Regions from separate parts of the Homo sapiens genome. Here regions 1 and 2 are each linked to region 3. A link is a loop called in an ENCODE intact Hi-C map of the cell type or tissue named here. Cell type or tissue: heart left ventricle. All regions are shown on one strand. Links, peaks and the distances in the headings refer to the core of each region. The heading gives the core; the rest is flanking DNA.

Region 1 (10,728 bases), core at 3,307-8,306, 120 kb after region 3:
AGGCTGAGGCAGGAGAATGCTGTGAACCTGGGAGGCAGAGCTTCCGGTGAGCTGAGATTGCGCCACTGCACTCCAGCCTGGGCAACAGAGCAAGATTCCATCTCAAAAAAAAAAAAAAATTTAGCATTTCCTTCCATTACAAATGAAGATAACGAAGTACAATACTATGAGCTGTGGCTTTGTCATCAATATAAATTACAGAAGTTTTCATATCACATTACGGCTAATGAAAATATCTCAGAAATATCATTTATATTCATCACTACTTTAAAACTATTATAGTTGGCCAGGCGCAGTGGCTCACGCTTGTAATCCCAGCACTTTGCGAAGCCGAAGCAGACGGATCACGAGGTCAGGAGTTCAAGACCAGCCTGGCCAACATGGTGAAATCCCGTCTCTACTAAAAATACAAAAATTAGCTGGGTGTGGTGGTGCATGCCTGTAATCCCAGCTACTCGGGATGCTGAGGCAGGAGAATGGCTTGAACTCAGGAGGTGGAGGTTGCCGTGAGCTGAGATTGTACCACTGCACTCCAGCCTGGGTGACAGAGCAAGACCCTGTCTCTAAATAAATAAATAAAATAAAACTATTGTAGTTATTGGACCTGCTGCTAGATCTTGTTATTTAGTGCATTAATAATGGAACATGTGTATTCCATATTGTACTTTAAAATATTTTGATAACTATATTTCTCCGGGTGTGGTGGCTCACACCTGTAATCCCAGCACTTTGGGAGGCCGAGGCGGGCAGATCACTTGAGGTCAGGAGTTTGAGACCAGCCTGACCAACATGGAGAAACCCCGTCTCTACTAAAAGTACAAAATTAGCCAGGCGTGGTGACACATGCCTGTAATCCCAGCTACTTGGGAGGCTGAGGCAGGAGAATCGCTTGAACCTGGGAGGCGGAGGTTGCGGTGAGCCAAGATCGCGCCATTGCACTGCAGCCTGGGCAACAACAGCAAAACTCCGTCTCAAAAAAAAAAAAAACCTATTTTTTAATGATCCTGTTTTTTATTTCATGCATTTAAGACATTCTGAGAAAAGAATTCATTGGCTTCACCAGACTGTCAGTGGGGCTGGAGGGGAAGCCTTTGGCTCAAATACAGTCTGCCCCCACACACATAGCCTTTATTAGTAGTGGTATTAGTCTTTGTTTAGTATTAGTATTTGCTTTCTGAAGAGCCCAGGCCTTTGTTGAATGTCTGACATTCTGGGTTCACCTGATTATTTACTCACGGTGTTACTTGTTATTTACATTTCCTATAAATGTAAAGTTAGGTCTAAAGACTTGATTAGATCTAAGTTGAGTGTTTTGACAAGATTATTTTAAAGGTGATGCTGTGCAGTTCTCATTGCATTACATCAGCAGGCACATGATATCTGGTTGTCCCACTGTTAGTGATGCTAAGTGTGATCACTGAGCTACAGAGGTTAAGACACTTTTGTTTTTGCAGAATCTAATGATATTTAAATTTATGGAAAAATGTAAACATATACAATAGCAGAGGTGATAGTGTAATGAACTCTGTTGTATGGGTCACTCAGCTTCTACAGTTATTAACATGTGGCCAATCTTGTTTCATTGGTATCTCTTCATTCCTCTCCCCCGAAAAATGCATATACACAGATTCCAGAGATCATGTCTTTTTTATTCATAAACAATTTAGTATGTATCTCTAAATGACGTTGTTGCATTTAATTGCAAATAACTCCTTATCTTCAAGTACCCAGTCTGTGTTCAGATTCCCTGATTGTCTCATACATGTTTCTTTATGACTGGTTCAAATCAAGATGGAAACAAAGTCCACACATTTCATTCCATTAAGGTATCTCTGTCTCTTTTTTTGCCATTTACTTGTTGAAGAAACTGGACTGCATTAAATTAGCACACTGTCTTAAAGTGTTCATTTATAGATTAATTGAACATAACATCTTCAAATATGAGTTCCATGGGAGAATAAAATGTATTTGACGTTGTATATCTTTGCATTTTTTAGTACAAATAGTAATAAGTCACTACTCAACATAATGAATCATCAGCCAAAATAAGAAAAAATATCCATTAAGATTAAGCTTGTTCCTTTCAGCCGGAACCGCCATCTTCCAGTAATTCGCCAAAATGACGAACACAAAGGGAAAGAGGAGAGGCACCCAATATATGTTCTCTAGGCCTTTTAGAAAACATGGAGTTGTTGCTTTGGCCACGTATATGCAAATCTATAAGAAAGGTGATATTGTAGACATCAAGGGAATGGGTACTGTTCAAAAAGGAATGCCCCACAAGTGTTACCATGGCAAAACTGGAAGAGTCTATAATGTCCCCCAGCATGCTGTTGGCATTGTTGTAAACACACAAGTTAAGGGCAAGATTCTTGCCAAGAGAATTAATGTGCGTATTGAGCACATTAAGCACTCTAAAAGCTGAGATAGTTTCCTGAAACACATGAAGGAAAATGATCAGAAAAAGAAGGAAGCCAAATAGAAAGGTACCTGGGTTCAACAGAAGCACCAGCCTGCTCCACCCAGAGAAGCACACTTTGTGAGAACCAATGCGAAGGAGCCTGAGCTGCTGGAACCTATTCCCTATGAATTCATGGCATAACAGGTGTTAATAAATAAATAAAAGACCTCTGGGCTGTAAAAAAAAAAAAAAAAAAAGATTAAGCTTGTTAAAATGCTACTTCTGAAGGCTCAGTGATCCTAATTTCCTCACTTGACCTTAATTTAGGACTGCATCAAAAAAAACTATTGTTTCTCATAGACTTTTTGGGAATGAAGATGATGACAATTACTTAATATAAGGTATAATAAAATAATAAATAATAAAATTTAAAATCAAAATTACCTCCCAACTGGAATACTGATTGTATTAGTTTCCCAGGACTGCCAAACATAAATTTATTATTTTACAGTTCTAGAGGCTAGACATCCCATATAAAGGTGTTGGTAGGTTTGGTTCCTTCTGTGGACTGTGAGGAAGAATCTGTGCCATTCCTCTCCCCTAGCTTCTGGTGGTTTGCTGGCAATCTTTGGCGTTCCTTAGCTTGCAGGAGCATTTGGTGTTCCTTAGCTTGTAGAAGCATTACCCCAGTTTCTGCCTTCGTCTGCACATGGCTTTCTCCCAGGTTTCCAGATGTTGGTGTCTGGGTTTGTGTGTCTTTTTCCAAATTTCCCCCTTTTTAATAAAGATACCAGTTAAAATGGATTAGGAGGCCACCTTACTCTAGTATGACCTCATCTTAACTAATTACATCTGCAACAGAGCTTTTTCCAAATAAGATCTCATTCTGAGGCTCTGAGGGTTAGGACTTTAACATATGAATTTTTGGGGGACAAAAGTAACCCCGCTCTTCTATTTTAAATTAATGTATAACATTTTCATTGACCTTTCATCAATTTACCAATTTGCTTTTTTTCCCACCTGGTTTACTTCTCTGGAAAAAATCCGGGCCGGGCACAGTGGCTTATGCCTGTAATTCCAGCACTTTGGAAGGCCAAGGCAGGCAGATCACAAGGTCAGGAGTTCGAGGTCATCCTGGCCAACATGGTGAAACTCCGTCTACACTAAAATACAAAAAGCTAGCCGGGTGTGGTGGTGCGGGCCTGTAGTCCCAGCTACACAGGAGGCTGAGGCAGGGGAATCGCTTGAACCCGGGAGGCAGAGGTTGCAGTGAGCCAAGATCGCACCACTGCACTCCAGCCTGGCAACAGAACGAGACTCTGTCTCAGCAAAAAAATAAATAAATAAATAAATAAATTTACCTCACCTCACATCACGTAGAGATTAATTATGCATCTGTAATAATGGGGGTGTCTGGGTATCTTCATTTCTGATGCTGAAATTTTTTAATATCTTTCTAACAAGGTCTGAAATTGTATTTCGAATTGATGAGCTAACATATAGTAATTGTGGAGAACATTTGAGAATTGCTGGGAATGACTAAAAATATTTAGGACGAGGAAAAAACTTGCAGCTGTCAACATATAATAGTTTTGCTCAAAGAAAGTGAGCTTCTGGCCAGGCGTGGTGGCTCACACCTGTAATCCCAGCACTTTGAGAGGCCAAGACAGGTGGATGACAAGGTTAGGAGTTCAAGACCAGCCTGACAAACATGGTGAAACCCCATCTCTACTAAAATACAAAAATTAGCTGGGTGTGGTGATGTGCGCCTGTAGTCCCAGCTGCTCAGGAGGTTGAGGCAGGAGAATCGCTTGAACCCGGGAGGTGGAGGTTGCAGTGAGCCAAGACTGAGCCACTGCACTCCAACCTGGGTGACAAAGCGAGACTCTGTTTCAAAAAAAGAAAAAAAAAAAAAGAAAAGAAAAAAGGGTATCTACATAGAAGCACTCAGAAAAAAAAAAAAGGATAAAAAAGTTCTAAGACCCTGTTCACAATAACCACCATATTCGTTCATCACTAAAGCAATCTTAATAGTGGTTTAAAAATATACAGAATTGTTCTCCAAACTAATCTTCAATATCACATAATATTAAGTAAAAAATAAACATTTCAAACGTTTTAACAGATTACTTCAGCAATATTATGAACTCTACAATTTCATGAATTTTAATGTCTTCTTATCCCCTAACCTTTGGCGTTCGGCTGCCCTTTAAACAGGCCACTCAGCAACAAATACTTTTATAGGGCAGATAGCCTTTAAGTGTGTAATTTACAAGATGAAATTTACTGGTTTCATTGTTCTTTTTTTTTTTTTTTTTTTTTTGAGACGGAGTCCTGCCCTGTCGCCCATGTTGGAGTGCAATGGCCGGATCTCAGCTCACTGCAACCTCCACCTCCTGGGTTCAAGCGATTCTCCTGCCACAGCCTCCGATTCTCCTGCCTCAGCCTCCCGAGCAGCTGAGACTACAGGCACGCGCCACCACGCCCAACTAATTTTTGTATTTTTAGTAGAGACGGGGTGGGGGACAGGGGGTGGGGTGGTCTCACCATATTGGCCAGGCTGGTCTCAAACTCCTGATCTCGTGATCCACCCTCCTCGGCCTCCCAAAGTGTTGGGATTACAGGTGTGAGCCACCGTGCCAGGCCCATTGTTCCTTTTTTAAAATAGTATTGGTAGTTTTGTATGTATTGAATTATTTGAAAATAAGACCATCCGGGCTGAAGTCTGTTATTACCGTTGATGACAACTGAAACTGGTGGAATTACTACCGTTGATGAGACCTGAAGTTGGTCAAACGAAAGCAAAACAAACCCGCCCAACGTGGGGCTCGAACCCACGACCCTGGGATTAAGAGTCCCATGCTCTACCGACTGAGCTAGCCGGGCAGTTAGAGAAAAGTGTTGTTCCTAGATCTTTTCAAAGGAATAAGATTGTTTTGATTTGTTCTAAGAATTACATTTCGTATTAAATGATTTTTCTATTTTATATATATATATATATATATATTTTTTTTTTTTGGTAAAGTTTTTCATGACTTTTAAAACTTGTGTTTCATGTCTGATTCTGTGCGCACAAACTTCTGTTGTTTAATAAAAATGTATAAACAGCCCTCTAGTGGTCAGCACCTTTCCGTTTCCTTAAAGGTAAGGCGGGCCAAGGAAGGCGATGCCGACTCCAGCCCGGAGAATAGGAGTGAGTGTAGGGGTGCTTCCAGTTCATCCTAAAGATTCCCGCCGGCAGAGCGCCCACCCCTTGAAGCGCGGGGACCAGAGAGGTTCTCAGCACCCTCGTGGCCCACTGCAAAAGATGGCTGCGGAGAAATGTCCTGCACACTCTCTGGAAACAATTGGAACTGAAAGCCCAGCTGCAGAGCTGGCTGGCCTCTCGGCATCGTGTGACTTAGAGATTTTCGGAATTCTTTTCTTTGGCATGACGGTGGTTCAACTAAGACATACCATGGTGTTTACACGAGAGATTAGAAAGCTAAAGCAGTCTCAGCGAGTAATTGAAAATACCGTAGAGTTTGCTCACACTCAAAACTAAAAAGTGAAAAAATTTATTCCATAGACTGATAGAACCTCAGTGTGGGAAGGGACCATTATTCCAAGCCTCTCCCTACTAAAAAAAAAAATAATAAATAAAGATTTATTCTGTTTTCCAGAATAAGTGATTTCACAGTAGCCAAACAGTCCCAGTTAATGAGGGAAACTACTTTGTAAGAAAAAAACAAAGGCCGGGCGCGGTGGCTCACGCCTATAATCCCAGCATTTTGGGAGACCGAGACGGGCAGATCACGAGGTTAATAGATCGAGACCATCCTGGCCAACATGGTGCAAACCACGTCTCTACTAAAAGTACAATCGGGCGTGGTGGCGCATGCCTGTAACCCCAGCTACTTGGGAGGCTGAGGCAGGAGAATCGCTTGAACGTGGGAGGCCGAGGTTGTAGTGAGCCGAGATCGTGCCATTGCACTCCAGCCTGGCAAGGGTGTAATCCTGTCTCAAAAAAAAAAAAAGCAGGATTAGAAAAGCATACTTTGGCAAATTCATTTATTATTATTATTATTGACATAGAGTCTTGCTCTGTTGCTCAGGCTGAGTGCAATGGGGCGATATCAGCTCACTGCAACCCCCACCTCCAGGTTCAAATGATCACTCCTGTCTCAGCCTCCTGAGTAGCTGAGATTACAGGCGTGCACCACCACGCCTGGCTAATTTTTGTATTTTTAGTAGAAATGTAGTTTCGCCATGTTAGCCAGACTGGCCTCAAACTCCTGACCTCAGGTGATCCACCCGCCTCGGCCTCCCAAAGTGCTGGGATTACAGGAGTAAGCCACCGCATCCAGCAGTGGCAAATCCTTTTAAACAAGGGTTGTCAATTATGGTTAAACCATTACGTTAATTTTATATGTTAATAGTTGGTAGAGAACTGGATATTTACAGGGTCGAAGTAACACCACACAGGTTACTAGATGCAAGGAGGACAATCTCACTGAATGATGGCGGGTTCAGGTTGTTATTACCTTAATCCAGAAATTAATCTGAGTTTTGCTAGTGCTTTACTAATCTTCAACAAGATAGATAGTGTATCTTTAGCAGTGATACAACACAAAATCAATGATAATTATTTATTCTAGTCAAAAAATGTTTTTGATTAATTAGTATCTAAAGGTCCATAGGCCTTTTGATATTAATTCCAGTTTACAGGAAATATAAAGGATAGAGGAACAAGATGAATGACACCATAAGGAGCCAATAACACAAAGTCAGAGGGTGGGAAATTCTCCAGGACAACTAACCTTCAAGAAGTATTATATATTTTTTAATGACTTTTGCTAGTTTTTTTTTTTTTTTTGAGACCGAGTTTTGCTCTTGTGGCCCAGGCTAGAGTGCAGTGGCGCACTCTCGGCTCACTGCAATCTCTGCCTCCCGGGTTCAAGTGATTCTGTTGCCTCAGCCTCAGCCTCCCGAGTAGCTGGGATTACAGGTGCGTGCCACCACACCCAACTAATTTTTGTATTTTTAATGGAGACAGGGTTTCACCATGTTGGCCATGGTCTCGAACTCCTGACCTCAGGTGATCCACCCGCCTCGGCCTCCAAAAGAACCAGGATTACATGTGTGAGCCACAGTGCCTGGTCAACTTTTGCTAGATTAAAAGAGACAAAAGGGCCATAATAGTCAGATGCAATAGGTGATCCTAGATTGGATATGTTCTGGAAAAACTAGTTATAAAGAGATTTTGGAGTCAACTGGAGAAACTTGCATATAGTTTGAATATTGGATGAGATGAAAATTTACTGTAATGGAAAGTGGAGATGTTTGGCTGCAAAAAGCAAGTTATAGAATAAATGTAATCACTCATTTTGGTAAAAAGAATGCCATTTACTAAGATATTAATATTATTATTTGGGTAGTGGGAATCTGAACGTTTTACTTTTTTAATTTTTTGCTTGTCTTTATTTTCAAATTTTCTAAAATGCATATGTATACTTCTGTAATATTAAAAGGGTTATTTTTTAAAAGTACATGAGAAAGAAGAAAGAAAGGAAAGCAAAGATAAAACTTTAAAATGTGGCCAACAATTAGACTTACAGAAATGAGATCTGGGCCAGGCAAGGTGGCTCACCTGTGATCCTACTACTTTGGGAGGCCAAGGTAAGAGGATCACTTGAGCCTACTAGTTCTAGACCAGCCCTAACAACAAAGCAAGACCCCCCACGCCCAGCATGGTGACACACACCTGTAGTCCCAGCTACTTGAGAGGCTGAGGTGGGAGAATCGCTTGGGCCTCCCATCTCAGCCTCTCTTGGGAGGTCAAGACTGCAGTGAGCCTTGGTCACGTCATTGTACTCCAGTGTACTTCAGTGGGTGACAGTAAGAAACCTTGTCTCAAAAAAAAAAAAAAAGAGAGACTCAGAAGTTCTGGATACTTCTTTTGTATAAGTGGACTACAAATCTCATCCGAAGCTTTCTAGCAGTCATGGTGGAAAAGGAAAGCTGATCAGTTACACAATTCATAGGGTCCTCACAATGAAGCCATTTAAACCAAATCAACTCCTTGGTTACTCAGATCAAAAAGCAAGAGGAGTATATAGATCCTGTTATTCAGAAATAAATGCTGCTAAACCTAAGATATCTGGATCCTTGTTCCTTTTGTATGTGTGTGTCTGCGTTTCTTTCTTTTTCTTTTCCTTTTTTTTTTTTTTTTTTTAGACAGAGTCTTACTCTGCTGCCCAGGCTGGAGTGCAGTGGTGTGATCTTGGCTCACTGCAATCTCTGCCTCTTGGGTTCAAGCAATTCTCCTGTCTCAGCCTCCCAAGTAGCTGGGAGCCCAGCTAATTTTTGTATGTTTTTAGTAGAGACGGGATTTCACCATATTGGCCAGTCTGATCTCGAACTCCTGACCTTGTAATCCGCCCGCCTCGGCCTCCCAAAGTGCTGGGATTACAGGCATGAGCCACCACGCCCAGCCTCTTTTTTTTTTTTAATTGTGGCAAAATATACATAACATAAAATTTACCATCTTAACCATTTTTAAGTGCACAGTTCAATGGCGTTAGGTACATTCACATTATTATGTGACCATCACCACTATCTATCACCAGAACTGTTTCATCACCCCAAACTGAAACTGCATGCTTAGCAAACTGTAACTTCACATTGCCCTCTCCCCCCATCAGCTCCTGCAACAACCACTTTTTTTCTTTTTTTTTTTTTTTTTTTTTGAGACAGAGTCTCGCTCTGTCACCCAGGCTGGAGTGCAATGGTGCAATCTCGGCTCACTACAACCTCCACCTCTCGGGTACAAGCAATTCTCCTGCCTCAGCCTCCTAAGTAGCTGGGATTACAGGTGCGCACCACCACGCCTGGCTATTTTTTTTTTTTTTTTTGAGATGGGAGTCTCGCTCTTTCACCCAGGCTGGAGTGCAGTGGTGCGATCTTGACCCACTGCAAGCTCCACCTCCCAAGTTCACGCCATTCTCCTGCCTCAGCCTCCCGAGTAGGTGGGACTACAGGCGCCTGCCACCACGCCCAGCTAATTTTTGTATTTTTAGTAGAGACGGGGTTTCACTGTGTTAGCCAGGATGGTCTCGATCTCCTGACCTCATGATCCGCCCGCCTCGGCCTCCCAAAGTGCTGGGATTACAGGCGTGAGCCACTGTGCCAGGCCGACGCCCGGCTAATTTTTGTATGTAACCACCATTCTACTGTCTCGATGAATTTGACTATTCTAGGTACTCATATGGGTGGACTCATACAATTTTTGTCTTTTTGTGTCAGGCTTATTTTATTTCACATAATGTCTTCAAGGTCCATCCATATGGTAGCATGTATCAGAATTTCATCTCTTTTGAATGATGAATAACATTCCCTTATATGTATATATCAGGGAATTTTTGTTTACCCATTCATCAGTTGATGAACATTTGGGTTGCTTCCACCTTTTGCCTATTGTGACTAATGTTGTTATGAACATTGGTATGGAAATATCTGTTTGAGCTCGTGCTTTCAATTCTTTTGGGTATATACTCAGAAGTGGAATTGTTGAATCATGTAATTCTATTTTTAATTTTTTGAGAGTTCCTCTGGAATTTTTTTTTTTTTTCTGAGATGGAGTCTTGCTCTGCCACCCAGGCTGGAGTACGGTGGCGCAATCTTGGCTCACTGCAACCTCCGCCTCCCAGGTTCAAGCAATTCTCCTGCCTCAGCCTCCTGAGTAGCTGGGATTACAGACACTCACCACCATGCCCGTCTTTTTTTTTTTTTTTTTTTTTTTTTTTTAGTAGAGTTGGGGTTTCACCATGTTGGCCAGGCTGGTCTCAAACTCCTGACCTCAAGTGATCCGCCCGCCTCAGCCTTCCAAAGTGCTGGGATTACAGGTGTGAGCCACCGCGCCCGGCCCCTTTGGAATTTTAACCTTTATGAAAGTCACTTCCATAATGCAGGCCTCTGTTTCTTCATCTACAAATAAAAAGGCGGGGTGAGAGGCAGAGGGAGGACTAAGTCAAGGGAGGGCTTTAGGAGATCTCTAAAGAGCCTCCCAGCCTTACAACTCATGAATTGATGATCATTCAGAACCCTGGACAAAAGTGCTGGTCCCCTCTTTAGAGTCTCTGTGAGTAAGTACAAGAAGAAAGGCTCTTCTTCCCAAGAGGCACAACTTGATTTTTACTTGATGCTGGTCCTGGAGGGGCCTGGGGCTGGAGAACGGAGGATGGGTGGCCAAGGTTGCACAGGCTGGTGGCACTACAGGGCCCCTCCACTACTCCCCATCTCATCCCAGTATTTCTTTCCCCACCCCCTCACTTACTCAGTTTGCCTCT
Region 2 (10,728 bases), core at 2,837-7,836, 70 kb after region 3:
CTTAGGCAACAAGAGCAAAACTCCATCTCAAAAAAAAAAGAGAAAAAAAAGAAATGCCACAAATGTACATGCATGCAAAAATTAATAGCTTCCTTCTAGGTTGTCAAATTCTAGCTAAGATCACTGAAGAAGAATTTAGGCTGGGAGTAGCCTTGTTCTGGGTGTGTGGTGACCAACCAGCCCGATTTGCCTGGGACTGAGAGTACTTCTGGGACCTGGAACTTTTAGTGCTATTAAAACTGCAAAAAACCTCAGGAACATGGCCAGGCAGGGCTGGCTCCAAGGGCATATGACCAGTGAAGTCATACAGCACTGGGGTTTTAATGCTCTGCCGTCATCATCTTAACATGCATAATTATTTTCTCTTTGAACATGTGTTTTTGTAAGTGAGTCCAAGGGGACAACTGGAGCACATGCCAGGGGGCGTGGAGCCTTGGCTGACACGTGTTACCACCTCCCACCACCTTCCTGCCTCTCTTGGCCAGTTTCTGAGCCACTCACTTCTCTAACACATGGCAGAAGCCTGAATGAGAGATCGGGAGGATTTGGAGCCAGGCACGCACGCTTCATAGCAGCTCAGGATGGGGCATGGTGGTGGCTACCCCTGACCCAGGCTGGCAGCTCTATGGCACGCCAGGTTCAGTGGGAGTGAACCTCTCACCCGCCCGATCGAGATATAAAACACGTTCCAGCACAGAGGCTGCAATCCCTGTGGGCCACCTGTCTGCATGAGTAGGAACAGCAGGTCCATGGAAGGGGGAGACTGACTTCCTGCCCCGGCTAGGTCCAGGTATTTGTTTGGAGGCTGATGGGCCATGTGTACATGGAGTTGCACAGCAGGACCCCAGATGCCTATGACAGCCTGTACCTGCCAGGCAATTCTCCCTATGTCCAAGGGAGTACAATATTAAATAACACATGGAAAACACTATGAGAGGTCAAGAGAGAGGCCACAGGAGAAAAGAAAATATGTTGTATTTTCTCATACCTTTAATGGCACTGGTTTCCTGCTTTGTTTTTTGTTTTTTTGAGACAGAGTCTTGCTCTGTTGCCCAAGCTGCAGTGCAGTAGCGTGATCTCAGCTCACTGCAACCTCCACCTTCCAGGTTCAAGTGATTCTTATGCCTCAGCCTCCCCAGTAGCGGGGATTACAGACGCACACCATCATGCCTGGCTAATTTCTGTATTTTTAGTAGAGACGGAGTTTTGCCACATTGGCCAGGCTGGTCTTCAACACCCACCTCAGCCTCCCAAAGTGCTGGGATTACAGGCATGAGCCACTGTGCCCAGCCTGGTTTCCTGCTTTTTGAACAAGGGGCCCCGCATTTTCACTTTGATGCAGCCAGCTGTACCAACAGAAAGTGGTCACCCTATTTGGGTCCACCTGCCTTGTGCTCTGGTGTACATAAAGCCTTCATCTGCTCTTGGGGTCACTAGCCCTGCTCTTGGTGGCCACCTGTGCCAGACCCCTCATCCAGAACATGTGCTAGGTGGAGGCCCAGAAACTGATTCAGGAATCCTCACTGGCTTCCAGAGCAGAAGGCATTCACAGCTCCAGCAGGAGCCATGCCATCATTCGTGGGAATTAATCATCACCCGAACACAAAGAAGGTACAAAATGGTGGTGGCCTCTGGTTGCCTGGGTTCAAATTCCAGCTCAGCCATTCACTTTATCACCATGAGCAAAAATCAATAAAAACCTACTCCAGTGTCCTTGCTGTATTATGCTGGACTATGCTATTTCACATTTATTACTTCCAGCCCTTACAATGACCTATAAGGTAGGATTTATTAATATCCTCATTTTACAGGTGGGAGAATGATTCACTTTCCCAAGGCCCTACAACTAACGCAAGAGAGCTGGGATTCAAACCCAGGTCTAACTCCTAAAATCTTTACTGCTCTTCCTCCTTACTTCCCAACTCCTGCTGTGAGCCTCAAAAATGGAGGTGAGACTAACACCTTCCTCACAGGATTACAGCATCTACTTGACATAATGGGTGTATGACCTGAAATTTTAAGGTCAAAGTATTTTTTAGAGATGTAGCATTGTTCTAAGGCTTCCAAATAAACAGATCATTACGTTTCCCACGGTAGAGTGACATTAGGATAAAACCCCAGCTCACAAGCACCACTACAATGAACCAGGAAGACCCCACCGTCAGCAATAAACCAGTCTCCATTACATGTAATTACACAAAAAACCAAGAGGCCAAATTCAAGTCATTCGTTATGAAATGCTTTTTTCTTTACAAAGTAAACATGCATATTGACTCTTATGGGTACACATATATTCTTCATTACAGAAACTCACTGAACTAATGAATGAAATCAGCAATCTTACTCTTAACTTCCTGTTACAACACAACTCCTGAGGTTTTTCCCCTAGCAACATCAAGAAATGCCAAGCTCATCTCAAAAGTTAAGCTGAATGGAAGGTTTACCTGGTTCCCACCAGCAGTCACTTAATTCAGTTACGGGTTTTGAACTCAGGATGAAATATAAACTTTTTTAAACAGACAATCATTATACATGTTTATGGGGTACAATGTGATGTTTCGATATATGTACGCATTGCAGAAAGATTAATCAAACTTACATATCCAACACCTCACCTACTTACCCTTTTTTGTGGTGAAAATGTTTAAAATCTAGTCTTCTGGCTATTTTGAAATGTATGGTCACCATACTGTGCAACAGATCTCTAAAATGTCTGAAACCAACATCTTTGACCAATATCTCCCTTTCCCTATATCTCCCCCTCCGACCTCTGCTAATCAACATTCTACTCTCTGCTTCTATGAGTTCAACTTTTTAAAATTCCACGTATAAGTGAAGATCATGCGGTACTTGTTTTCTGTGTCTGGCTTATTTCACTTAGCATAAAATCCTTCAGGTTCATCCCTGTTATCACAATGGCAGGATTTCCTTTTTAAAGGTTGTATAGCATTCCACTGTGTATATATACATTTTCTTTAGTAATTGTTCCTAGCATCCAAACAGCACTCAGAGTTTAGGTAAACACAAGAGTTTCAGCATGAGGCTGTATTAGCCTGGACTGACTTGGAGAGCGGGGCCAAAGGCAACTTGCATGAAGGACCACAGGGCCTCCTGGGAAACAGCAACCATGGGGGACAGAGGAGGAAGCATCCCACCAGCTGGTTAAGAATACTGAATCAGGGCTGCAGCCCTTGTGGTGACCCCGCCCAAGGGCACTCCTGGCCTGCCAAGCCCAAAGCCCCTGCGCCAGAAACCTAAGGAGAAGATGGTAAAACTGACAGAGTAGGCCAGGTACGGTGACTCACGCCTGTAATCCCAGCACTTTGCGAGGCCGAGGTGGGCAGATCACAAGGTCAGGAGTTCAAGACCAGCCTGAACAACATGGTGAAACCCCATCTCTACAAAAATACAAAAATTAGCCAGGCATGATGACGGGTACCAGTAATCCCAGCTACTCAGGAGGCTGAGACGAGAGAATTGCTTGAACCAGGGAGGCGGAGGTTGCAGTGAGCTGAGATTGCACCACTGCACTCCAGCCTGGGTGACAGAGTGAGACTCCGTCTCAAAAAAGAAAACTGACAGAGCAATTTCCCCTATGCTCCTGAGGGACTCTGAGAGCCTACAGAGATGCTGGTCTTTTGACTTCTATCAAAGGGCAAGAGAGAAGCCCTTCCTTCTTGCGAGTGAAGCAGGTTAATCAGCTCAGCTCAAACACTGGTGTTTTCTTGGTTTAACAGACACTTTTTATTGGCCAGGCACTGCACTAAGAAATATACAGCACACTAACTCCCCACAGCAACCCTGTGAGGTAGATACTATCATGATCCCCACTTTCACATGAGGAAGCCGAGGCACAGATTGGTTAAGCAACTTGCCCCAAACCACAAAATTGCTTAGTGGCAGAATCAGGGTTTATACCCGAGCCCTCCAGCTCCAGAGTATCTGTTCTCAGCCTCCCTCTCTGCTGCCTCTCCAAAGAGGATGCAGAGTCCTTAGGATTCTTAAAAAGTCTGAAAGTGATTCAAAATGACTATGCTGTGAGGAGACCTGGCCCTGCCCGCCAGGCCCAGGGTGGTAACTGAGCTCCATCTACGTAACTCCATCTACGGCACTGCCCCATCTAAGGCCTGGTGGGTTCCCTCCTCCTGTCCACCTTGGTAAACAAGTCCTTTATCAAGCTCCCCTCACAGTACCCAGTAGACTGTGTTCTTTCTCAGGGAGCCTAGCCGATACAAGGGAGTAGCTGAAAGGTAATATTATGGGATGCTTTTTAAAAAATAGTTCTTGGCATATTTTTAAAACATTTTAAGGGAATTATGCAAATGTAGAGTGATAGAGTAAGTCTAGGCTAGAGACAGAGAACAGATTTTCATTATTATGGGAAAAATCATGTGACCAACTTCCCGTGGTTATGTGAATGTAAAGTCAGTGTGTGTTGTTCTAGGGGAATGCTATACACAAGATCTCCGGTTTGCTGTTTGTAGTTCAGCAAAGACGATCTCTCTCGGGATTCCAGGGTGCAAGGTGGACCAATTTGCACAGGAACCCAGAGATGAAATTGGGGACAGCCATTCGGGTGGTCTGGGATGCGCTGAAGCAGGCTCACGGCAGGAAAAGATCTTAAGGGGACTCCCTCAGAAGGGAGGGGAGGAGAGGAGGCTGGCCCCAGTTCAGGATCTAAAATTTCACAGAGGCCAGGTTCGCACAGTGGGTAGGCTGAGTGAAGCTGCTGCAGGATTGGAAACTCTGGTGGGTGTCCTACTGTGAGGGATGATGGCTGAACATGAGGTGGCCAAGAGAGGAGCAGCTTTAGGGCACTGGAGTAGGATGCCACCTCGGCCCTGTGAAGGTGGGCGGAATGGGCTGAGCCCATGGATTGTGGGGAAACCCTTACAACAGCGACACCTTATGGCCACTATGGTAACATAATGCGCACATCTAATTTTCTGGTCTCCCAGTATGGCTTCAGAAAGACTGGAATTCTTGGATAATGAAGAGAAGGGTGATCAAGGGGGAAGGATGAGATTCTCTGCCTATGGAAGTAAAGGCTTGCACAATCCTCTGGAAAAGTAAAAGTGCAAGAATGTGTCCCAAGTGGACACAGGTTGTACCAGGAACCTCCAGGGTCCCAGATCAGTCCACCCAGAGTGAGTCCTTGTGTCTCCGGCTCTGGGGTCAGAAAGGGCAGGTTGACTTAGTTCCTGAAGGAAACCATGTAGCCCTCACATATGTCACAAGCATAGAGGAAACGTGCTACCTTTATTGCTCAGGTTCACCAGGGAGCTTTGCAATGCTGAGACCATTCCTAGGCCCAGGACAATCTGCCATTAGCTCTGCCCATGGTAACTTTATGCCACAGAGCACCAGGTCAAGGACATACCAAACTTCCCTCTTCACACACAAACACACAAACACGCACACACTCAGAGGTTTGTCTAAACTTAATCACCCCTAGACACACCACCAGCAACCACCCAAACCCCTCCCCAGGACTGGAAGCATATCCCAGGCTCAGCTGCCCTTCTCTCTCTCCCCCAAGGCTGCATCACAAACGCACATGCTTCTGTTCTTCTGAAACCAACCATTCATCTCACATTTCTTCTTCCTCATTTTCAATTCTGATTTTCTTAATTGTTTCCAATATTCTAAATGTCAAGAAATAAATAAGTGTAAAGACTACTGCATGGTGGCTTGCACCTGTAGTGCCAGCTACTCAGGAGGCTGAGGCAGGAGAATGGTGTGAACCCAGGAGGCAGAGCTTGCAGTGAGCCGAGATTGCACCACTGCACTCCAGCCTGGGCGACAGAGTGAGACTCTGTCCCAAAAAAAAAAAAAAAAAAAAACCAGTACTTTCAACCACAGCCCTTAACTAGCCTGGCAGCTTCCATTTCTTATCTCTTTGAACCCTCACTATTGGAGTCCTGAGATACCATGTAATTTTGGAGTCCTGAGATACCAGCCTGAGGCTGGCAAGTCACAGTATGAGATGTGCAAACCATGCAGAGAAGCCCTCAGTGGTTGAGATGCTGTGTCGAGGAAAGAGGGGCCAAGGAACACAGAGGTACGAGATACATGAGTGAAGAAGCCATCTTGGAAGCAGATCCTCCACAATTTCAGCCACGGCAGCTAACGCCAAATGGATCAAAGATGAACTGCCCAACCAAGCCTATCCTGAATTCATGATTCAGAAAGGTATGAGCAAAACAAAATGGTTGTTTTAAGCTATAAAGTTCTGGGACAGTTTGTTAGCGCAGCAAAAGACAGCCAGAAATCAAATCTCATGTAAAGCTTTTCAAAAAAATCAAAACAATATAACCACAATTGTGTTTTAAAATAAAATGGTAATCCCAGCACTTTGGGAGGCGAAGGCAGGCGGATCACTTGAGGTCAGGAGTTCAAGACCAGCCTGGCCAACATGGTGAAACCCCGTCTCTACTAAAAATACAAAAAAATTAGCTGGGTTATGGTGGCACACACCTGTAATCCCCGCTACTCGGGAGGCTGAGGCAAGAGAATTGCTTGAACATGAGAGGTGGAGGTTGTGGTGAGCCAAGACTGCACTGCACTCCAGCTTGGACAAAAAAGCGAGACTCCGTCTCAAAAAAAAATTTTTTTTTAAATTAAAACAAATAAATAAAATGGTGCTTCTGCCTGGTCCTTTGGAAAAGCCTGCCCCAGTAAAACAAGATTTGGCCATTTGCCTTTTTGTAATCCTTCCTCCATCTGGAAGAAATATAGAAATGTGATAACTATAACAAGGAGATACTGCTACCTCTCAGCTTGGGCAATTCCGAAACCCCCAAGAGGTGATTTATATGTGTTACAAGGAGCAAAGGAGGAGAATGAAGGCAAAACTGTTCTGGGTGCTGGAACCTCTGAGGCCACTTCTGAGCATCCCCCCTCTACCCCCAAAATAGAGACTGGACCCAACAGCTGCTGTCAGGCAGCTAACAGAACAGCAAGCCACCAGGAAGGAGGAAGACCCTTCCCCCGCACCACCCCCCACCCCCGGCCCCCGACCCTTGCCTTCCAGTGTCCCTCTAATGCCCTCTACTGGCAGAACCTAACAAGAAGCCAGCTGACAAATAATTTAGGGTCCCAGCCACAGGATCACAGAGCAGGATTTAGAGCTGAGATCCAGTAACTTCATAACCAACTCAGTCCTCCCCTTAGGATGCTAGGCATCCATATACACCCTTCCACACATATTTTAATCACCACATAACACCACCACTTCATGCTGTGGCCTAGTAAGATACAATATCCTTCATACAAAGGTAGACACTCTCATCCTCTTCACCAGTGTCAACAGTCTGTATCCCTCCCTGTGCAATGTTAATTACTTTTCTAATTCAAATGTAATCCCATCTGATTATTCTATAACATGAAAAAAGGCACAAAGCTGTTATAGTCCTTGTCTTCATCTTGTCTTCATAACTGGTCGTTAAGACCCTATGTAGTTGATATTTCTTCCTCTTCCTGCCTGTTCCATGTTTCCTTTGCTCTCAGCCAGCACCTCAGCTGTTTTTGGTTTTGGTCTTGTTTTGTCACCAGATAGGGTGACTTCAAAACTCATTCCTAAAAGAATGTGAAACCTCAGTGGTCTTGTGTTTTTTAACTTATGTACTTTTCTATTAAACTTTACCTAGGAACACAGAAGTACTAAGACATATCCCAGAGAATCCTCTGGGTTCCAGACATGGTCCTTTCTCTCCTCATTGTATATAGCAGCACCCAAATTTCTTCTTGGTAATCAGAGCCGATCATCTCAGCCAGTACAGTACTTCTCTTCTTTGCCTGTTGGCTCGGTGGTATGAGATGACCAAAATAGCTATCTAACTTCCAATCCAACTGACCCATCATGTTGCCTGGATGACAGAATTTCTCCTTGGGAACCAAAACCTCTATACCAACTGAACGCAAAGTTACAGGAATGGGAAGCACACATTCTGTAATTGGTTTGTGATAGTGAGAAGCCACTCCTATTAATTTCCAAACCTGTGCATTCCATGAGAGATCACCATCTATGGGCCATATTCACAGCATATACTGCATCCTTTAATTAAGAACCTCAACTTTTCAGGTCTCCCAACTGGCACCACAACTGACTCCTCAATAGCTCATTCCATTTTCTCAGGCTGATAGTGTATGCCAGAAGCAATGTTACACGGAATACCATGAATAAAGGTTTCTGGGTTCACGGATGATTGTGTTAGCAAAAGCATTAGACAGGGAAAGTATTAATATTATATTAATAAATCCAGATATCCAGAATGCATGTCTATTCCAGTGAGGAAAAACTGGCATCCCTTTGATGATGGAAGGGGTCCAACGTAATTAACCTGTCACCAAGTGGCTGGCTTGTAACCTCAGGAAATACACCATATCAGGGAATGGCAGATTTGGCAATCGCAATGGCAAGTAGCCAAGTGTTCAGGTCACCCACTACTACATAGCAAACCACTCCAAAACTTAGTAGCTTGGAACATTATTTATCTGACTCACAAGTCTGCCATTAGGGTAGGAGCTGGAGGGGACAGCTCATCTCTGTCCCATTCTGCATCAGCTGGGAGGGCTCAAAGACTGGGAGCTATAATCATCAGAAGGCTCACTCACGTCTGGCAATGAGACCCTAGCTGGGGACGTGGTTAAAACACCTACAATTCTTCTTACACGAGATGACACATGGAAGCCTTGTCTACCATGAATGCCCTTTGGTGAACTTTCATACAAGACACTAATATCTTCACTCTGGATCTAAAGAGGCCCATCTACATAACTCCTCCTCAGAAATCCTTGCATCAGTCTTCCATATTGTGTAAGGCAGGTCAATATTTGAAAAATTTGCGTGACTCAGTAAATATTTTCCAAATGACCAATGCAAAATCTTACAAAACCATGTATGAGCAAAATATCCATGCAAATACTAAATGATTCTAATCTAACAATTCTAATGTAACAATTTTTTTAAATTGTGATATGCTTTCACAGTCCACCTTGCAATGAACATTTAAGAAACAAACTGTAATCCCAGCACTCTGGGAAGCCGAGGCGGGCGGATCACGAGGTCAGGAGATCGAGACCATCCTGGTTAACTAAAAATACAAAAAAATTAGCTGGGCATGATGGCACGTGCCTGTAGTCTCCGCTACTTGGGAGGCTGAGGCAGGAGCATTGCTTAAACCCGGCAAGTGGAGGTTGCAGTGAGCCAAGACTGCACCACTGCATTCCAGCTTGGGTGACAGCGAGACTCCATCTCAAAAAACAAAATAACTTTTTCTCCAGTTTGGGTTTGCTGGTAAATTTTCTAACACATTTTTCGAGTTTTGTCTGAAAATGTTTTCTTGAAGGGTTTTTACTGAGTTTAGAATTTTAAATTGCAGTTTTGTTTCAGCTTTCTAAACATACTCCATTGCCTCCTGGCTTCCATTATTTGCATTGTCAAGTCTTTTTAATTGGGATGCCTTTAAAATTGCCTTTAGGTTTTAATTATATACGCTTTTTTTTTTTTTTTTTTTTTTTAAAGACGTCTTGGCTCTGTTATGCAGGCTGAAGTGCAGCCTTGAACTCCTGGGCTCAAGCAATCCTCCCACCTCTGCCTCCCAAAGTGCTAGGATTACACTAATTAAGCTGCAGTGCCTAGTCTTAATATCTTTAACTGGTTATTTTTGTCATGCTTAAAGTTAACACTTTATTAACAGTTCTGCAAAGTCATCAATCTCGATTATTGCCCCATTCGCTCCTGCAATAATTATATTTTCAGTTAGGTTTACCAATGCATTGTCTATCCTTAATGTCTCTGTCCCTCAATATGCGTATTTGTTTCCTGACCTATCTTCCCACTGTTAAACCTATTGAGTTCCTATTTTAGCTACTGTGTTTTGCATGTGGAATTCTGATATGCTTTTTAAAGTTTGCTGTTTAAGTTATCTCATCTCTCTAAATATAGTAAGCATACTTTTTTAAATGTCTTAAAATGTCAGTATCTGACTTTCCTTACTTAAGGAATGATGTAGAGCACTTTGTTGTTTTTGAGACAGGGTCTTACTCTGTTGCCCAGGTTGGAGTGCAGTGGTGCAATTTCAGCTCACTGCAACCTCCACCTCCTGAGCTCAAGTGATTCTCCCACCTCAGCCTCCAGAGTAGCTGGGGCCACAGGTGTGAGCCACCGTGCCCAGTTCATTTTTGTGTTTTTTTGTAAATGAGGTTTTGCCATGTTGCCCAGGCTGATCGTCAACTCCTAGGCTCAAGTGATCTTCCTGCCTCAGCCTCCCAAAGTGCTAAGATCATAGGCGTGAAACATTATACCCCACCAGCACTTACTTCTTAAAGTAAACTGGATCTACAACAGCCTATATCCTGTCTCTGTTTCTCAGATGAGTTTCTTGATGTTTTCTCCAAGTACTTCTATTTCTTTTTTGAGACAAGGTCTCTCTGTTGCTCGGGCTGGAGTGCAGTGAGGCAATCAGCTCACTGCAGCCTTCCTGGGCTCAAGCAATCCCCCCACATCAGCCTCCCAAGTAGTTGGGACTACAGGCACACACCACCACACCTGACTTCATGTAGTTTTGTCTCACGCAAAACTAGCTATTTGCTGCATATATTTGTAAAACTGTTTGAAGAAGTAATTAAATTTGGTTCATCTTTATTCCTGGGGTATATCCTTTTGGGGTCCTAATTTCTTGGCAGATATCAGACTCCAAATCATGTCCTTTAGTCCAAGTGAGA
Region 3 (10,728 bases), core at 2,113-7,112:
TGCAGGGACACCCCATTACAACCCAGTGGGATTGGGCCTCTTGCTTCTTGGCACACAGAGATGCCAGGCTTAGGGCCAAGGACCGTGAAAGATGCTACTCTTGTTTGTGGGCTCCAGGAAAGAGCAGAGCTCAGGAGCACAGGAGCTCAGAGCTGCAGGCACATCTAGCCAAACATGGTACATGCTGTCATGAACTCGTGGAGGCAAGTGTTGAGCAAGGCTCTGCAAAACCTCCAAGTCACCCAACCTCGTTTGGCTTGTCAAGGTTCAGGCAGGGCCCTTGCCACAGTCTGGGGGCCCATTCCAAGTAAATCTCTCTCTCCTTCTCCCCTGTTCTTGGGAATGACATCATCTTTTCCAGAGGCCCTGCAGACCAGGCTTCAGTTTCCCACCCCACTTAGGCTTCCTGGAACCCACACTCCTTGCATTTCTTGGTCTTGCTCTCCTGCATTGCCCTCCTCATGGAGTTGGGAGGGAATGAGTTTGGCCATCCTGAAATCTTCTGTTCTCTACAGAGAGTGCAAATCAAGGACAGTCAGTGGTCAGGGCATGTGATTCAGCCTGTGTTCTAGGATGTCATTCTGGACCTAGGGTCAGCTGGCCTGGTCCAAAAATCAAAAATACCTTTGGCACCACATGAGATCTCCACCCTCTATGCAGTCTGGACCCAGCTGTCTTCTGCAGCCCCCAGCCGTGTAAGAGTTGTGTGTCTGCACAGCACCTGGCCCCAGGAGCTTCTGGAAGTTCCTGGCCATGGCCTGCTCGGCATCTGCCAGAGGCAGTTCATTCTCTCTCTACAGGCGTCCCATGGACACTGGAGACCCTCTAAAATGGCCACGTTTCTTAGATGGCCTGAACTGTAACCTCAGCAGCCAGTTTTTACTGCTCACTTAAATGTGCTCACCATAGCAGAAAAGCATTATGTCCAAGTCTGGTTCAGCCCCTGGCAAGCGTCAGGCAGTTGGATTTCATTTGGGACTTTTCATTTCCCCTTTCTTCTTTTAACCCCTCTCCCCATCCTCTTTGGGGAAAAAAAAAACCCAAGAGACGATCTGATGATGATACTCTTCCATACGACAGTACAATGACTAACGTGGATTTGTGTGTCGCCTCTCCTGGGGATCGCTGTACTTTAGTGGAGACAAAAGCCTCGCCTTGGCTAACAATCGATTTTGGCCTCTCTGGGAGGGAACATTCTTGTCCAGCCAGAAGTCCTCTGCTTGGTGAACAGGAAGTGATGGAATTTAGGAGACCACAAAATCATCTTTCTTCCTGACACTGACTCCAAGGGTCCTTGCTTGGTTCCTGCTTTCAATCCCATATTCCAAGGGCCCCCCATTTCTGCCTGCTGGTGTCCACACTCTAACAGAGACACCCAAGATCCCAGAGGCTTGGTATCCCATGGAGCATCACAGGATAGAAGCTCCTGGCCCAGCTAGAAGATGCTTGAACTGCTTCAACTTGGAACATACTTTTTAAGCAGCAGCTGAGAAAATTCTGTGGCTTCCCAGGCCATAGAGCTCCTTCCTGGAGACAGCATGACAACCCAAAGAGGAGCATCCATACACAGCAAGCACGGGGATGTGGAGGAAGTTAAAAACGTGCCCAGCCCAGAGCCACAAATTGGTTCCAGAATATCTTCTGCACATTTTCACAGCCTCAGAGTACGGTGACACTTCATCTAGAACTGCATGGCCACTGGGACCTCCTGATCAAGCTTCTGTGTCTTCCACAATTCTAGAGTATCTGAGCTAGTATTGCCTTAGGGAACACCTGGACTTACCCTCCCATTTTCCAGATGGGGACACTGAGGCCCATAAAGGCAAGAGGAGTGGTGATTTGCCAGTCGGCATGCCAGGGATAGGTGACAGAGGCTGGGGAGGCCCTAGGTTTCCTGACTCAGCCCCCGCCTCTGACCTCAAGCCGTATCAGGTCATTCCTCTGCAGGTGGATGGAGAAGAAAAGGAAGGAGGGTGCTGCTCTGGAAAGGGGCAAGTGCAGGAGGGAAGCTGAGACTCTGGAACGGAGGTGGGCCAGGGCATCCAGCCTTTGCCAGTCATCGGACAGCAGACATCTCAAGTGAAAGCAGAATCATCTGCCTTGACTCCGTGTGGTGTGTGCTATTCTGCTGCATGTCTCTTTCACCAGATCCAGAATACAGCTGTGCTCTGAACAGGATTAGTCCACACCAGGTGGCGAGGCTTTTTCTACTTGTTGATAAGGCATGGAACTGAATGGTACGCTCAGCCCTTCTTTCCCCTTGAAGAGCACACACAGATCTCTTCCTGTCAGAATGGAGACTTAGATTGTCCTTCTCAGTAGACAAATTTCTCAGCAGAAATCTGACCCCAAGATTGGGCGTGTGCTTGGCCTCCGGGGCCTGTGTCCCCTCCAGGCTGACTAGGGCTCTGGTGGCGTGACGTACCGCTGTGCTCCCGCGGTTTCTCAGCCACATTCTGAATCTTGAGGAACAGAGCTGCAAAGGAAGTCTCTAACCTATCTCACCATTTTATCAATGAGGGAGCTGAGGACCCCTGAGGGAAAGGGCCTTCCCTCGGGCTACACAGGGAAAGGTGCACAAAGCCAGGCTTGACCCGGGGTGCTCCATGGGTCAGACAAACTCCAGCCACCGAAACTCTGCTCCAGCCTGATGTGTGCGCTGGGCCTGGCGAGGTCGCTTGGCAAAGCCCTTTGCTGTGGAGCTTCCTCTTCTCCAGCCAGGCCTTTTCTTTTCTGATGATCAGTTCGTCTCCCATCTTTTTTCTTGATCCTTAAATTTGGGTGGCATTTCTGGTGTGAAAAGGGGAACGTGTGAAATGACGGTCACATCCTTTGGGTCTAGTTCATGAGAAAGATCAGGAAAATGAAAAATCTGCCATTTCCTGCTCTGAGCGCAGGCTCCTGGGAGTCACCCACTAAGTCCTTCTAAACTGCCCAGGTCTCGGGATCCTGCAGCATTTCCAAGGGCCAAATCCACACTCAGGTCCCTCACACCCACTTCCTTGCTTCTGAGAGATGTGGGAGCACAGGCACACTCAACAAGGACCCGTGCCCAACTCCTGAGGAGTTCAGGGGCAAGGTGCCCAAACACAGGAGGCCCCCAGATCCCAAGGGAAGGCAATTCTGGAGCCCTGTTGGGCAGCATGTTGGAGTGTGGGCCTGATCCCCGGGCCTCGGGGATCACAGCGTGTGCTGTGTGTTAGTAAATGCTTCTGCTTCCTTCTAGACTAAAGCTTTGATTGATAAGCTCCAAAAGCTTGTGTCATCTGAGGGCAGATTTAAGAATCTCAGAGAAGCTCTGAAAAAGTAAGTGTGTGTCGTTTTGTCGCTGTTATTTTTAAAATCATAGACCTGCATTGCAGAGGCATTCACGTGCCGCCCCCAGCCAGAGCAGGAGGTCTTTCTGTCTGTCTGTTCGTCTGTCTACCCACAAGACCCCTAGATTTCCTGGACCCCAATGGTGGAGTCCTCCATGGTCTGCCAGAGAAACTCCAGAGTTTGCTAGCATTTCCTGAGAGAAGCACAGGAATACTGCTGGGATCCCTGAAAGCATAGTAGCTGTGATGATAATAGTAGTGGTGCCAGATTTCTCGATTCTAAAATGCACGTTTTCTTTTCACATTTTAATAATTCTGACATCAGGAGACGTCTTAACGTCAGTTTTGTTTATTTAACACAATTGTGTTTCCTTTTTCACTCCAGAATTCATCATCAAAATGTTTGCATTTTATAAACAATGGCATCCGGGAATTAAAAAAATACAGTTTTACAATAATCATACTTAAAGTTTGTAAAGCACTTGCCTAGACATTGTGCGCTTAACGCCATCAACATTGCCCACACGGCGGGGTCCTCAGCCTCAGCACCCTTGCTGTTTTGACCAGGATGATCCTTTGTTGAGGGGGACTGTCCTGTGCATTGTAGAATCTTTAGCAGCATCTCTGGCCTCTACCTGTGAGATGCTAATGGCACCCCTCCAAGTTGTGACGACCAAAACTGTCTCCAGACATTGCCAAATGTCCACTAGGGGGCAAAATCCTCCCCACTTGACAACCATCAGGATAAGGCTGCTTCCCGCATCCTGTTCTTCCAGACAAAGAAACTGAAGAGCTAGTGTCTGGTCCAAGGCCACGTGGACGGTCCAAGGCCACATGGCCGTGGCCTAGCACCAGGACTGGCCCAGGCTGGCCTCCAGAGCTTGTCAAGGTTTGCCCTGGGCTCCAGACGAGCTCTCCCAGGGAAGCAGTGATTCAGCCCATCTGCACACACTGTGGCCACACACTCACATGAAGTGGGGGGTTTGCTTCTGTCACTCTCATTAGGTGCTTACTCAGGCTTCTGCACTAGTCTCAACCCTCCTTTCCTTGAGTGAGTGTTCCTTCCTCTCCTCGCCTGACTGGCTACTCGCCAGACCTTGGAGAGACCCTGGGAGATCCCTGGGGTCCCGGTTCCCTATATAGCTCAGGAAGCCTCTCCCCGCTTCCTGGTGTTCCCATGATCACGGCTGACGCAGGGAACACCAGAGTTTACTACCCCCAGACCCTGAGGATGGGGCCAGCCAAAACCTCCAGCCCTTGACAGTGGCTTTGACAGACTGCTCACCCCTCTGCCAGCCTCGTCTGCCTCCTCTTTGCGTTTTCTTCCTGCCGCATTTGGTCTGTCCTTTGCCAGCTCTGTGTGCCATCGCCTTGACCATCTCCACTTTGTTTGTGTCCTCAGACAGATGTTGCACCCATCTGTGCTGTCCAGCCGTCTCTCTTCTGCCTGGGCTCCCGAGAGCCCCTGTGGACTGTGCTTGTGGGGAGCTGCCCCCTCCGTGCATTCACCAACTTGTCCGTCCGTCCGCCCCCGGGGCACCACTCCATCCACCTCCTCACATGGCTGGCTTCCTCGTCTGCCGCCGCCACCACCGCTGCCTCCACTGCCTCTGGGGCCCCCCATTCTGTCTGAGTCCCCACCCTGACCGTCTTCCCTCTTTCAGGTGGCCTGTGGGCCCGTGTAAGTGTCTCTCCCACATTCCCCTGCTCCCTGCAGCACAGGGCAGAGGTGGCCTGCGGGCCTCTGGAAGCTAAGAGCTTTATGCAAACCAGGTTCTGGACTTGCAGAGACATAGGCAGGGCACACAGAGGAGGGAGGGACTGGGGAAACCTGGGGCAAATGCTTCCCGCACCCCCTCTCCTGAGGCTCTAAGGTTTTCACAAAGAGCGGTGTTGCATGAATACTGAGCGTCTGTTTCACTAGGCAGGGGACGGGGGCAAGAGTAGCGAGGTGGCAGTCCATGGGCATAGCCAATGACCTCCCCAGAGAAGGAGTCCTGCTATGGGCCTCACCATGTTGGTCTGCAGCCCATTCATACGTCCCAGGCATCTTTTTTTAGCTTTTCATTAAGATATCCAATTCGGGCTAGGCACAGTGGCTCATGCCTATAATCCCAGCACTTTAGGAGGCCGAGGTGGGCAGATCACTTGAGGTCAGGAGCTAGAAACCAACCTTGCCAACATGGCAAAACCCTGTCTCTACTGAAAATACAAAAATTAGCCAGGCGTGGTGGCACATGCCTATAATCCCAGCTACTTGGGAGGCTGAAGCACGAGAATCGCTTGAGCCCAGGAGGCAGAAGTTGCAGCGAGCTGAGATCGTGCCACTGCACTCCAGTCTAGGTGACAGAACAAGACTGTCTCAAAAAAAAAAAAAAAAAAAAAAAACAAAAGAAAAGAAAAAGAAAAAGAAGAAAAAATATCCAATTTCTGCCAGCATCCAGGCTGGAGAATGGCCTTATTGCATTTCCCAGCCGAGACTTCACCACCAAACACCCCACTAGCCACTCTCTTAAATGTCCCTTGCCCCACCTGCAACAGCCCTAACTATGTGTGCCCCTTCAGTCCCTGCCAGATGCCCTGAGAGTGGCCTCATCTCCCCTTCTCATTCCCCAAGCCTACATACTGGCAAAGTCCTATGCCTGTTCCCTCCTCCCAACCTCCCAGCAATCGGAACCTTCCCCCAGCTCCAGGCAACAAGAATTTGGTTGAAAACTGAATTTAGTAGCAAAATGTGGTCACCAGCATTTTTGGGGCCGATTCCAGTTTTGACTACCCTGTCTAATCTCAACCGAGCACACACTTGCATATCTGCACCTTTTGTGTTTAATTTGAATAGGAAGCCCTTGATTTAGAGGAACACGGGGGACAGGCTGTTATTGTAGGCTGCTGCAGTGAAAGCCTTTCCCCTTTGTTCCCCTGAATTAAGGATGGGAACAGCCATGGAGGAGCGTGTCAGCTAGCTGACTGCCAGGCCATCCCCTATACCCTTTAATCAGGGTGAGAATCAATTTATCTACATGGATGTCATGAGCCCAAAGGCTGAGCTCTAGAGTCTCAGGGGTTCCAGCAAAGCCAAGTATCTATCTCTATCTTTATTCTCTGCCTGTGACCACAGAGCAGCCTAGCAACCCAGTGGTAAAATGGGACTTTCCACCCCCACCCCATCGCAGTTTTGTTTTTCAAAGACTACTTACCTGATCACCCTGTACCTCGTGCCAGAACCTTGGACCCTGGCCCCAGGGGATTCAGCCCACACAGCCCAGCCTCAAGGGCCCTCATGCCCTCCCTGAATGCCCTTCCCCAGGCCTCAAGATGGGAGAGAGGAGATCCCCAACCACAGCCGGCAGAAACTTGTAAGAGAGAATAGCCCATCCCACAGCCAGGGCAGTACAGGGAAGAGAGAAGTTGGAGAGAAAGAGGAAGGGGAGGTGGACTCATTGCTTGTCTCGGGTTGGTTTCCTGGAGTTTGGTGTAGAGCATGGGCAGCTGCCTCTTGCCAGCAGCAGCTGGTCCCCCATAATCTCCCTTATTCCATTTAACATCATCAGGAGCGTCTTGGTGGAAAGAAACATCCAGTTTGGGGGCTCCAAACAACCACAGGCAAGGCCAGGTGTCACCAGCATGGGAGTGCGACAGCGAGGCCTTGCCCAGAAACCAGAAGCAGCTTTCAGGCTAGGGGTGGGACACTTTCCTCTCTGCTCCCTAAAATGCTAGCTGCAGGCCCGTGAGGGCTCTGCCAGAAGAGGAAGCCACCCCCGTATCAGCTCTGCTTGATAGGCCCTGCCAAGGGCAAGACTGGACCTCACCCGAGAGAGGCCAAAAGGCCAATATGGAAGGTTCAGGACTTGCCTGTTGTTGGGTGTCTTGCCTGCAGGAAGCCCCAACATGCTTCCCTTTTCATTCAGAGGCTCGGTGTGGCTCAGTCCCTATGCCGTGTGTCCCTGTGGGGCCCTCCAGCAGTCCTCTGTCCCAATCTGGCAACTCCATACATTTGCCCACATGGCTCTGGATTTCGGATGGGTGTGTGTGTGTGTGTGTGTGTGTGTTTGATTGAGTGTTCTCTTGTCCCCTCCTTCATGGCCCCTCACTATAGAGCAAGCTTGTCCAACCCGTGGCCTAAGGGCCGCATATGGCCCAGGATGGTTTTAAATGCAGCCCAACACAAATTGGTAAACTTTCTTAAAACATTAAGAGATTTTTTTGTGATTTTTTTCCAGCTTATTAGCTATCGTTAGTGTGTTAGTGTATTTTACGTGTGGCCCAAGACAATTCTTCTTCCAATGCGGCCAGGGAAGCGAAAAGATTGGCCACCCCTGCCATAGAGGTAGTAAATAGGGACAGAGGTTAGTACTGGGGCTGGGCGTGCTACTTGCAAGTGATTCGATTGCAAATCCACCACCTTCCCACAGCTGAACCATGACTCCCCATAAATACCAGGGGAAGTCGACCCTCAGTGATCAGAGGACCTCTGATCCTTTTCACTGATCTGGGTGGTCAGAAACCCCCAAAAGCCTTGAGAAACACTCTGAGTCCTTTGGTCATTTGCAGTCAGCTTGCAGTCACCAGGCCTCCCGTTCTCCCTTCCATCCTTAGAGCACTCCACGGCTACCTGGCTACTGTCACACATGCAGGGTGAAGGGGGAGAGCACCTCTCAGAACCCACCGGTCAGCACTGCCACAGCCTTACGACTCCAGAGTTACTTCTCAGATCTTTGGATTATTTCTCCATCAGACTCATAAGCCTGGGCTTCAGACTTGGAGTATGATAGAAAGGAAATGAAGAGCTGGCCGGGCACAGTGGCTCACACCTGTAATCTGAGCACTTTGGGAAGCTGAGGCGAGCAGATCACTTGAGCTTAGGAGTTCTAGACCAGCCTGGGCAACATGGCAAAAATACAAAATTTCTGTCCCTACCAAAAATACAAAAATTCGCTGGGTATGGTGGTGCATGCATGTAGTCCAGCTACTTAGGAGGCTGAGGCAGGAGGACCATTGGAGCCTGAGAAGTCAAGGCTGCAGTGAGCTGTGATTGTGCCACTGCACTCCAGTCTAGGTAACAGAGTGAGACCCTGCCTCAAAAAAAAAAAAAAGAAAAAGAAAGGAAGGAAATGAAGACCTGTGCATGTAATAATCATGGACTGGAAGGGATGGAAGGATGCAAAGCAGCCCCTCCAGTGGCTGGATGCTCCTTACTCTTTTCTTTTTTTTTTTAATCACAAAGCACAGTAAATATATATATTTGAAACTACAAGCCTGTATACAAATGCATATATGCATCACAGGAACAAAAATTCCACAAAACAATATATACCTTTATTTCATTTGATGAAGTCAGATATTTTCTTTTTCACTTGTTATTTTTATTTGTTTTCAATTAAATAGAGATGGGGTCTCACTATGTTGCTCAGGCTGGTCTTGAACCGTTGGACTCAAGTGATCCTCCCACCTCAACCTCTCAAATCCCACTGCCTGGGATTACAGGAGTGAGCCACCACTCGGCCCTTTTTCACTTTTTAAAAATTCTGGTCTACACCTTCTAAATTGATTTCAACACCCATGAAAGGGTCAGCCCTACATTTGGAAAAACACTTCTGTCTGCTGTGTCCCTAACGCCAGGCCTCTGCCTCCTTCACGACTTTGCCATACTGTGCCAACTGTATTTGTGTTTACCTAACAGCCTCTTTAAATTAATTCACTTTTTCCCAAAAAGAAATAAGAAGGAAATTTTGTATCATGGCAAATGGAAAACCAGCTTACTTGCTGTAAATACAAGAATGCCATTTAAAAATATATGGTAAAAACAAAATAATGTTTTTGAATTCTGGCCAAATACTGATGTTTGCCAACACTCTGATTCTGACACCTGTTGCTATTTGTCTAAAAAGAGAAAATGTGAAAGGAGGAGAATGGCAAGTATCAAAAGTGTCAAAGTCACACTATCACCAAATGAGGCGCTCTCCCTGAGCAGAAGGGAAAAAAGTAAAAATCCAATGTTTCTTACCACGTGAATTCATGTTATTTAATATCGTGCCTGTAAATCAGCTGTGAGACCACCTAAAACTGTCTTAGCTGCTATCATTGCTTTATACATGAGGAGCCTGAGGACCAGAGAGGGAAAGACCTGGCCTAGGGTCACACAGCAGGCAGGTGAGGGACAGGGGCCAGGTTTCTGCTCTTGCTCTATCATCCTCCCGGCCTCACCTTCCTCCAGGCTAGCAGGGTTGCCAGGTGGCCACAAAGAGACAAAGGTAAGATGGGCTGGGAATAAGGGTCACTGCACTGTGCTCGATGATGCCACCGCATCTGTGTGCTGAGCTGAGAGGAGGCGGCAGAGCACTGGGGAGGAGGCCCCAGAAGGAGCTAAAGGGAGCCCTGCCGGCACATAACGACCGCCGGGCTCCATCACAGGCTCCATCAACCCTTACCCAGCACCGAGCCAAGGGCACCAGAACACGCTGGGAAGGAACAGTAACAGGAGGCCCTGCTTTGGACCAAAAATCAGAGAGGCATGGCCCATCACTCCGGGGGCCCAGCTCCCAAAGATGCAGTCCCCCATGAGTCACCAACCATGGAAACTATCACCCAACCCCCTGCCCCAAAGCCACTTTCAGGAAAGTGATCTCAGAGAGCAAGGGTTTCCTGCCCTGGCACCCAAGCCCAGTGCTTAGGTGGGTGGGAGATGCCAGTGGAGACAGGAGAGGTCTCAGGGAGCAGAGACAAGGGTGTCAGATAGGGTGACTGGCAGGAGTTGGGGGGCTGGGGCTGCAGAGCCCTCCAGGAGGTGATTCGGGGGAGGATCCGGATGGGAGAGTCTCAGGGAGAGATAGGAAAGGTGAGTCCAGAGGGGCTGGTGACAGAGCCCAGGGACTGACTGGGACAGAAGGCAGAGAGGTAGGGGAGGACCTTCTGGCTCAGGGAGGAAAGAGACAATCTGAGATGCCCCAGTGGGTGTAAGAGGCCCCAGTCAGCACCATGTTGCCCCCACCACCCCAGAGGACTGGCCCTGAGACCCAGCCGACAGTCCTGGGCGTGTAGAATAGTCAGTTCTAGAGTGTAGTGTGATTCTTGGTGACTGCAAGTCCCTTTGCCTCTAGCAAAGCAAAAGGTGCATGCGGGATGTTCTGTTCTTGGTAGACGTTACTTTTTTAAAATGAAAAACTTGTGTTAATGCCGTTTGCTTCCAAGTTGTGACCCACCCTGTGTCCCTTACCTGGGGATGTACCTCACCGACCTGGCCTTCATCGAGGAGGGGACGCCCAATTACACGGAAGACGGCCTGGTCAACTTCTCCAAGATGAGGATGGTGCGTTCCCCCCAGCCAGGCAGGGGAAGGGGGGCGTTGAAGCCCAGATGACTCAACCTGGGGCCCACCCACACTCTGCCCCCCAAGGCCCAACCTGCTGCATAG

Evidence for each region. Hi-C counts contacts between places; a loop is a spot of excess contacts. Peaks named below come from ENCODE experiments on the same cell type or tissue, not always from the same donor. Only the 100,000 strongest peaks of a DNase experiment are listed, where the experiment ranks them.
Region 1: a loop joins it to region 3, with 7 times the contacts of the local background. A loop is called at or near these places in 4 of 110 quality-filtered maps.
Region 2: a loop joins it to region 3, with 5 times the contacts of the local background. A loop is called at or near these places in 65 of 110 quality-filtered maps.

What each region holds. Positions count from the first base shown.
Region 1 is chr15:78,855,121-78,865,848 of GRCh38, reverse strand. TRK-CTT1-2 (tRNA-Lys (anticodon CTT) 1-2) reads right to left here and starts at 5,287; the gene lies at 5,215-5,287. It overlaps LOC124903535 (a long non-coding RNA gene), which reads right to left and starts at 4,986. Exons shown (of 2, transcript XR_007064727.1): 1 at 4,949-4,986; 2 at 1,629-3,175. It also overlaps the pseudogene RPL21P116. In heart left ventricle, for the core only: CTCF peaks have their summits at 5,325 and 5,524 (motif pointing left); DNase peaks (open chromatin) are centred at 5,218 and 5,604; H3K4me3 peaks cover 1,312 bases; H3K27ac peaks cover 471 bases.
Region 2 is chr15:78,904,148-78,914,875 of GRCh38, reverse strand. No RefSeq gene overlaps it. Among named protein-coding and RNA genes, the nearest start is that of CTSH, 36 kb to the left of the region's middle. In heart left ventricle, for the core only: CTCF peaks have their summits at 4,916 (motif pointing left) and 7,090 (motif pointing left); no DNase peak of the experiment used is centred there.
Region 3 is chr15:78,973,198-78,983,925 of GRCh38, reverse strand. RASGRF1 (Ras protein specific guanine nucleotide releasing factor 1) reads left to right here. Exons shown (of 27, transcript NM_001145648.3): 24 at 3,227-3,306; 25 at 10,506-10,623. LOC100129540 (a long non-coding RNA gene) reads right to left here and starts at 5,037. Exons shown (of 2, transcript NR_148998.1): 1 at 4,603-5,037. RefSeq lists enhancers at 6,665-6,754, 6,825-6,934, 7,005-7,154. In heart left ventricle, for the core only: a CTCF peak has its summit at 4,022 (motif pointing right); a DNase peak (open chromatin) is centred at 4,117.